3 separate regions of the Homo sapiens genome follow, and all the other regions are linked to region 1. A link is a contact called in ENCODE Hi-C or POLR2A ChIA-PET data. All regions are on one chromosome and are shown on one strand. The core of a region is the stretch at or near the end of the contact, and the rest is flanking DNA. Distances in the headings are between cores, read along the strand shown. Region 1 holds the start of SPATA7 (spermatogenesis associated 7). Region 2 holds the start of HISLA (HIF1A stabilizing long noncoding RNA). Region 3 holds the start of TTC8 (tetratricopeptide repeat domain 8).

Region 1 (2,700 bases), core at 106-2,605:
TTCCTAGTACATAGCAAGGGTTTAATGTTAGTTTATATGCAAAATTTCTTAAGATCATAAAGCGTTTTGATTTGCTTTTTCTGAAACCTAGGTTGGTGAAGTGTCAGAATAGTTTGCTGATCAATGAATAGTTATCTCCTACATTCGGAGTAGCACTTATTTTGATCAATGACTATATAATAAAGGCAGACTCATTCAAAGAAAGACATCAAGGAATCATCTAGCAGCTTGGTTTAAAGGCAGTCTTTTAAATAGATAAAAACACTGAATTGGGAGGGGCGGGGAGTCTATAAAGATTGCCTCATTTGACTCGAGGAAAGAATGATACTGGCTCAGAAAGTGTGAAAATGCAAATTATTTGGTTTGGGCCGATTTGTAGATATTTAAGATTGTATTTCCCCACCCCCAACCCCACCACATGATGTCCACCTGACTCAAGAAATCAGTAGAGAACAGGTGTATATGGTGAGTACGGATTGCTGCTAAAACTGCAGTCCGCTGACCAGCAACACCGCATTACTTGGAATTTATTATAAATGCAAAATCTCAGCCACCCCCAAGGGACCTACTGAATCATAATCTGCATTTTAACATGACCCTGAGGGGATTCCTATTCACAGAAAGTTACAGAAACCCTGGGTTACTCAGTAGCTTTGGGGGAGGTAGTTCGTTACTGGGAGATTTCGTATTTACTGACCACTTCAAATGCGCCAGGATCTTCTCTATATTATCTGCATTTAATCCTCAAGAACTCCATGGCCTGGGTATTTGACCCTCACGTTCAAGAGATAAGAAAACTGAGGGTCGTCTCCATGGAGAGCAGAGGGGTTTGATTTGGGGCCCGGGGAGGTCTGACTCCAAAGACCAAACCTGGTTCCTCTGCCTGGGAGCTACTGAGGTTTTAAAGGCTGCACGACCCTGAGTTCAGGAGACAGGGGCCCCTGGTGTCAGGGCGACAAATTCAGGGCAAAGAAGCGGACCTGCGAGGCTGGCAAGCAGGCTCTCCCTCTTCCTTTGCGCAGGCCTGGGCAGCTCCAGGCAACACTGGCGACTCAGCCAGGGGTAGGAAGCGCCCCAAGGGGCGGCCTTGCACTCAGCTGCCCGGACCCGAGGCTGGGAGCGCCGCCTGGAGCGAGGGGCGAGGCGGCGGTAGCCCCTGACAGCTGCCCTTTACCTCTCCGGCTGCCATCCATGCTTAGTCCTCTTGCAGCCGCCGCAGGGACACGCTGTATCCCCTTCGGTCCTTCCCGCGGCCGGGCCCAGCCCCGGCAGTGGAGGACTGGAAAAGAGGAGCCGACGGGGGCTGCAGCAGCAGGGAAACCGTTGCCAGGCCGTTGCTAAGGGCTGGGTCCAGTGAGTCGCTATTGTGACGTCACGGCGCAGGGGACGTGCGTTCCGCAGCCCCGCCTGCGGGATACCCGGTACTAGGAGGACAGTTGCGGACGGAGAGACCTGGCGGGGAAGGGGCATCGAGCCCCAGTCTGTTGCTCTGGGATCCTGCCAGTCTTCCGCAGAGCGACCTCCTGTCAGGATCCGAGTCACCAGCACCTGGCAGGCTCTGTCCCTGCGGGAAGAGCAGGGAGAGGAGGTGGACTCATCTGGCATCCACGTCCCCTGGGTCCCGGAGAAAAGTGAAACACAAATGTTAGCTGAGGTCAGGGTAACATTTAACCAGTTCCAAATAATTAAATTTCAAAGCAGTCCGTGAACTTTTGGATTAGTGAAAATCCTAGGGGTGAAAAACATCTACATATTTACATCTTAATTCTTAACCTTAATAATAAGTTTGAATTTCCTTTCTGCTCGCCAAGCTTCCCCGCTCCTGTCCCTGCCTCCCTTTTATCGTAAGTTTCAATCCATTTTTATTTATAATGGAAGAGAGCTGCAACATGAATAAGGGGTTGATTTATTGATGGCTTTCTATAATTTGTTTAATTTTGAAGCAGTTACCTTTGAATCCTTGGAAATAACGTCAGATCAGGGTAGGAAGCATTCTGTCATGTAAGACTTCTCAGCCCAAATGTCCATTGACATTTTGGGCTGGTTGTATAATTCTCTGTTGTGGGGGTGCTGTCCCTATGAACTGTTTTGTAGCATCCCTGTCCTCCGTTTACTAGAAGCAAGTAGCTTCTCAGAAGCAGACCCCACCCACTCCACCTCCAATCCTGACAGTCATAAATGTCTCCAGACATTGTGAAATATTCCCTGGGGGGCAAAATCGCAACTCTGTTGAGAACCACTGCTGTAATGAAAAGAGTCCTGGTTTTGGAACCAGATATGTAGAACTTAATTCTAAATTTTTTGCTACTTACCAGCTTGATCTTGAATTAGTTTCTAAAACTTTCTGAGCCCCAGTTTTCTCTTTTCTAATGTAGATTGTGAAAGTTGTCAGAATCAAAAATAGAGTCACATGTGTTAGAAAACCTGACAAGTGGAACTGGAGAAGGCCATGAAGGAGAGTTCTCATCCATGAATGCCTGATAATAAAACTATCACAAAATACTGCGAAAACCACAACCTTGCACAAAGACCTCCACCTTACCCAAAAAGATACTTCTATGAGGACATCTGTCCAGCAATTGTCTGTCCAACCTTGAACTGACATCACCCTTGTTATTGATGCTTGGAGCCAAGGCTAATTACCTCAAAACAATTATGTAATCCTCTCCTTTTTTTATTTTTTAAAAAAACTTTTTTTTC
Region 2 (2,700 bases), core at 106-2,605, 360 kb after region 1:
ACATACCCATGGCAGCTATCACTGATGAATTCCCAGAAACCTGGGACAATAAGGAAGTCTATTAAAAGAGCCTTAGCGACCAGCATCTTCAGGGAGGGATGGGGGTCAAGGAGCCAGAGGGAGGTGAGAGAGGATGAAGGGAGAGTGACCATTTTCTCTAAAGTAGTTTTTATTAAATTTTAACAGCTTCCAACCCGGGGTTCAGAACTCTAGGCAATGACCTAGTAGTCAGTAAGGCAGGAATAAATTGTGATAAGCCTGGTTCTATTATGGAAAACATTCTCAGCAAACTGCAGGGGAGAGATAGCAGGAAGATCCATGGCTAATGCACTGCTTTTAAAGAACTTTCATAACTCACTGGACACATAGGGATGTTATGTGCTTTTGCCTAGTCATGAACAGAAAATAAACACAGTTACTTACTTGTCAGGCAGAAAACTTGATTAATTTTTTTAAGCAGTAAGCAGAATCATAGGAAATCATTTCCTTCATGCAAGCCTGCAATAAACGGGAGGTGCATTTGCCACGAATTCATTTTGGTGTTCACATGGTAAAAAAATACTGCCACATGTGGAATGAGCCAAGTGGGCTTTAGAACTGAAGGGGACCAGCCCCTCCACACCTGTGGGTGTTTTTCGTCAGGTGGGACAAGAGACTGAGAAAAGAAATAAGACACAGAGATAAAGTATGGAGAAAGAACAGTGGGCCCAGGGGACCGGCACTCAGCATACGGAGGACGGGCGCCAGCCCTGGTCTCTTGAGTTTCCTCAGTATTAATTGATCACTATCTCTACCATCTCGGAGAGGGGGATGTGGCAGGACAATAGGGTAACAGTGGGGAGAGGGTCAGCAGGAAAACATGTGAGCAAAGGTCTCTGTGTCATAAATAAGTTTAAGGAAAGGTGCTGTGCCTTGATGTGCATGTACACAAACATCTCGGTGCATTAAAGAGCAGTATTGCCGCCAGCATATCTCACCTCCAGCCATAAGGCGGTTTCCTCCTATCTCAGTAAATAGAACGTATAATCGGGTTTGACATTGAGACATTTCATTCCCAGGGATAAGCAGGAGACAGATGCCTTCCTCTTATCTCAACTGCAAAGAGGCCTTCCTCTTTCACTAATCCTCCTCAGCACAGACCCTTTACGGGTGTCTGGCTGGGGGACGGTCAGGTCTTTCCCTTCCCACAAGGCCATATCTCAGGCTATCACATGGGGAGAAACCTTGGACAATACCTGGCTTTCCTGGGCAGAGGTCCCTGCAGCCTTCCGCAGTGTATCGTGTCCCTGGGTACTCAAGATTAGAGAATGGCGATGACTTTTACCAAGCATACTGCCTTCAAGCACTTGTTTAACAAAGCACATTCTGCACAGCCCTAAATCCATTAAACCTTGAGTCAACACAGCACATGTCTCTGCAAACACAGGGTTGGGGCTAGGGTTACAGATTAACAGCATCTCAAGGCAGAAGAATTTCTCTTAGTACAGAACAAAATGGAGTCTCTTATGTCTACTTCTTTCTACATAGACACAGTAACAGTCTGATCTCTCTTTCTTTTCCCCACGTAGAACTCTGAAATAAACATTGCAAAAAATCATACCCATAAAAATATTAATCTGTATTTCTTATGCTCATATTTTAAGGTTGAAAAGATCAATATAACATTAGTACTTTATCACTCTCAAATACTTTTATATCCAATATTTCATTTGCACTGAATAACAGATACCATTAGGTGGGCAGGGGAAATATCCTCCTATTAAAGACAAGGACACAGTCTCTGAGAGGTTATCTCATTTGTTAAAGGTCACGTAGCCTGTAAATGAAAGAACAAAAGTTCAAACAAACCTCATGCCTCCAAATCAAGAGGAAGCCTCAAGGGACCACACTGATACTGCTGTTAGATATGTTCACCGTCTCATGTATTTTGATGTTTACACAGGCCATTTTTAACATACATGTTTAGCAGTCAATGCCACTGGAAATCAGACCAGGGCATGTGTTTAGACATCTTATGGGTATTTCCCTGAATGAGCCCATGAATAGAGTGTAAAAATAGATAAGAAACTGACTTCCTGTTTGTTTCTCTGCTCCCACTTTTTGTCCTTCTTCCGTTGTGCCCTGGGAGGCTGATCTTAGGACCTACAACAAAGAGATTTCTCACTGGCTTCCTGGTGGTTCATTCAATAGGGAATTCCTGCAGCAAGTTGGAGGGAGGGAGGAGAAGCAGGTATGGATTTTTGTTTCTTTCCCTAGTTCTCATTTTAATGCCTGGCCATAGGCTGGCTATGCCTGGGGGTCTGCAGACAGACTTCTGTGCCTCCAGCTTTGGTAACCACCCCCTCTGCTTGCCCTCTCAGAGCCAGGGGCCTCAGGGTGCCCAGATGTTCTTATCCCCAGTTCACGCATCATCCTTGTGGCTTCCTTGTACCCTGCCCATCCTTTGTAAATATCTCTTTACTAAACTTTCCTCAGAATACCTGAATTTGAGTGATCTCTCCATTGCCTGCCAGGATCCTTCCTGACATTACCTTCCAGAATGAATATTTCTGAAGGAGTCTATTCTCTATGCAAAGAAACTCAATTTCTCACCATGTATAAAAGGAAATAAACATCGTTTTCAATGGAAAATAATGTAGGGGACATGTCTGGTGTCACAGGTGTGTTTGGACCACACAGCCCAGAAAGATGTAGTCATAG
Region 3 (2,700 bases), core at 51-2,550, 440 kb before region 1:
GCTTGTCTACAGAAATATAGTCCTATTAATTAATGTGAACTAACAACAGAACCTAGCTTTGTATTACCACTAACGTAGGCTGTTCTAAGAGAGATGTACTATCTGAAAGACAAAATGTTCATCTCAGCAGGTTATCATCCATCATCCATTTGCTGGGAGCTAAGGCAGAGCCTAGTAACAGCATTCACACTCAGGCCTCCGCTTTTGTAACTCCCTTCAATTTTCCATTTTTTCTAACATCTCCAAGGCAACACCACTAGAGGAAAAGCTAGGGAACTAGAACTACGTAGGTATATTCCGCACTTACTAAAAGCACTGACAAACTGCCGCAGCGCTACTTCTGTTCTCCCATTTTCTCCTTTTTTGCCTATTCCAGGAGCCACCTGCCCACCAGAATTGTACCGCTCACGTACATTGTATACTACCTTTTCCACTCGCTATACACATTACTCTAGTTTAAGTTCTCTTTTCATCAATGCCATCATTCCTTCTTGTAAGGAGCCTTTCTTTCCCATTTCTCCCTCCTACAATTAGAGCTTCCCTTGCCTAGGTAATTTTTTAAATAATGAATGTATCTTTCTCCCTCCTAGATTCTCATTCTTCTAATTTGCATATTTGCCTCAAGCTAAACTCATGGCCTCCTTCACTCTTGGACAACAGTCTAAAGATGAGGTGGGAGGATCACATGTTCGATCCAAAAGGAAGAAGGCAGCTATGTTAACAGGAGGTGGAGAGTCACAGATCTTTGTTTATGCATATTTTTTAGAAATTAACAACGCACACGCTGAGAGCTTAAAGCCCATCAATATGCAAGTATAAACGAATTATCAAAGTTCCTCGTCAAGTAAAGTTCAGGGCTCTCATTCTGGGACACGTATAGGGGAGGGGAGGCTGAAAATTGTGAGGAGGGGGCGGTCATGGCACAGAACTTGCTATCCCCGTGGACGTGGCGGACAGCGGACCCGCTAGTCACAGCTCCACAAGGTCTCGCTCCGGGCGCCTCCGAGGGCCGAACGGTCAGCCCCGCCTCGGGCCTTCCTCCCCGGCCTCCCAACCCGGGGCTGGGATATGCCCCAGACCCCGCAGCCTCAGCGTCAGGATGCACAGGCTGACGGGAGCTGGCCGGTACCTGGTCATAAGGGGACTTCTCCAGCATCTGCGTGCATAGATCGGCGCAGAGCTGGAACTTCCTGCGCCTAAAATAGCTCCAGGCCAGGAGCAGCGGCTCCATCTCCGAGCTCATGGCTGCCGGTGCGGCCAGCGAAGGCCCAGCGCTCCAGGAGAGAGGTGGGCGTGGAGTGAAGAGCTGGCGGCGTCCGACTCTGCCCGGCAACCCGCGACGGCTGGGGCCTTGTCCGAGAGGTGCCCGCAGCGCGCCTGAGAACAGGAAAAAGAAAAACAACCGCAAGCAGAACTCGGCTACAGGGCTTGCCTAAACTTGGTTGGAAAAAGATGTCTACTTTTAAAGGCTACAGGTTTCATTGATTTTGAAAAGAAGGCACCGCGGCTAAACAAAAAGGTAGTGAGTTAGACACCTGCCCCTGGGGTCCCCCACCCTCCCAGGAGGCGCAGCTGCCTAGCAACCGAATGCTCTGCCTGCCCTGCAGGTCCGGAAGAGTCCCTGGAGTTGATCTCTGTCTGGTGTCTGTCCTACTTCTTCCATTCGCTCGTTTCCATCCCTTTCGCTTTACCTTCCGATTCTAGAAATACAAACAAGTAAACAGCTTCCACAGTACCATCCACCCATCAAGACCTAAAGTCCTAAATCCTGAAATTGTCCGCTGTTTCTCGAGGTCCTTCCCACCGAATCTCAACATCTGAACTGCAAGTGGTTTGCTTTTACTCATTTTACAGATGAGAAACTGAGATAGACTCAGAGAAGAGAAATTATTAAAATTGCATTGAGTTAGGGAGCTGGAACTGCAATCTGGTTGACTACAAGTTGCTAATACATTTGTTAATTCGACTCACATGGTGATTCCGGATTGTAAATTGGTGACAGTTTTACCAAACTAGATAATGTGTGCAAAATAATAATAATAATAATAATAATAATAATTTTTAAAAGCTTTGTGAAACATCGTCTCCTGGCACTTGCTGTTTGGCAAGGGTTTACTTGTGCAGAGTGATTTCTTCAAACACAATTCTGACTTTTCTCTAGAAATTTGCACAGATGACAAATATGCTTAAAATTGCAATGGTTATGAAAAGAGAGGTGTGACCGGCTAAATCCAGGTAGGCTTTTCTCAAACCACTGGGGTCTGAGAAAACATTAGACATTCTATTTAATCCACATATTTATATTTTTCATAGGTATTAAAATGAAACTTATGCTTCTAAACTAAGAAATTTATTGTTACCTTTTATTCTCTACTAAGCAGTCTTTCTTGAATTGTTGTATTTTGGAAGTCAGTAATTATCAGGATTGTCATTGTTACAGTTAAGTGTATTGTCATTAGTCTATTTGTGTTCTCCTGGAACTGCCGGTAGAAATGTAATCTCCCTAAAGGTCCTAATGAAGCAGCCCATGGTTTCTGAGTGTCAAATTTTTAAGAACGCACATGCCGACAATTGACAATTGGGCTCAATATTTCACAGCGTCTTTTTGTTTTCTGGTACACTGTAAGCAGATTACTATGTAAGTGATTTTCAACCCTACTAGAGAAAGTGAAGCACAGAGAAACCCTTTAAAAGGGTCAG

The links. Hi-C counts contacts between places; a loop is a spot of excess contacts on that map. ChIA-PET counts read pairs that join two places held with the same protein, here RNA polymerase II (POLR2A). Pooled maps may share reads with other maps.
Region 2: a loop to region 1 is called in a map of CD4-positive, alpha-beta T cell, with 2.5 times the contacts of the local background. The contact joins the promoter of HISLA here to the promoter of SPATA7 in region 1. A Hi-C loop is called at or near these places in 27 of 168 maps with a recorded cell type or tissue (A673, CD4-positive, alpha-beta T cell, CD8-positive, alpha-beta T cell and 19 more), 11 of 37 single-sample maps with no recorded cell type and 25 of 50 pooled maps.
Region 3: a map of naive thymus-derived CD4-positive, alpha-beta T cell shows a loop between it and region 1 (32-fold over the local background). The contact joins the promoter of TTC8 here to the promoter of SPATA7 in region 1. A Hi-C loop is called at or near these places in 1 of 168 maps with a recorded cell type or tissue (naive thymus-derived CD4-positive, alpha-beta T cell), 2 of 37 single-sample maps with no recorded cell type and 12 of 50 pooled maps. POLR2A ChIA-PET finds 5 or more read pairs at or near these places in 2 of 52 experiments (OCI-LY7 and SK-N-SH).

Annotation. Positions count from the first base shown.
Region 1 is chr14:88,384,312-88,387,011 of GRCh38, reverse strand. It overlaps SPATA7 (spermatogenesis associated 7), which reads right to left and starts at 1,355. Exons shown (of 12, transcript NM_018418.5): 1 at 1,175-1,355. The coding sequence starts at 1,193. RefSeq lists enhancers at 1,163-1,482, 1,493-1,562, 1,593-1,672.
Region 2 is chr14:88,023,205-88,025,904 of GRCh38, reverse strand. HISLA (HIF1A stabilizing long noncoding RNA) reads right to left here and starts at 1,355. Exons shown (of 4, transcript NR_046094.1): 1 at 1,236-1,355; 2 at 424-498. It overlaps LINC01147 (long intergenic non-protein coding RNA 1147), which reads left to right. Exons shown (of 3, transcript NR_110121.1): 2 at 2,129-2,230.
Region 3 is chr14:88,823,251-88,825,950 of GRCh38, reverse strand. TTC8 (tetratricopeptide repeat domain 8) reads right to left here and starts at 1,300. Exons shown (of 15, transcript NM_144596.4): 1 at 1,130-1,300. The coding sequence starts at 1,243. RefSeq lists an enhancer at 1,289-1,648.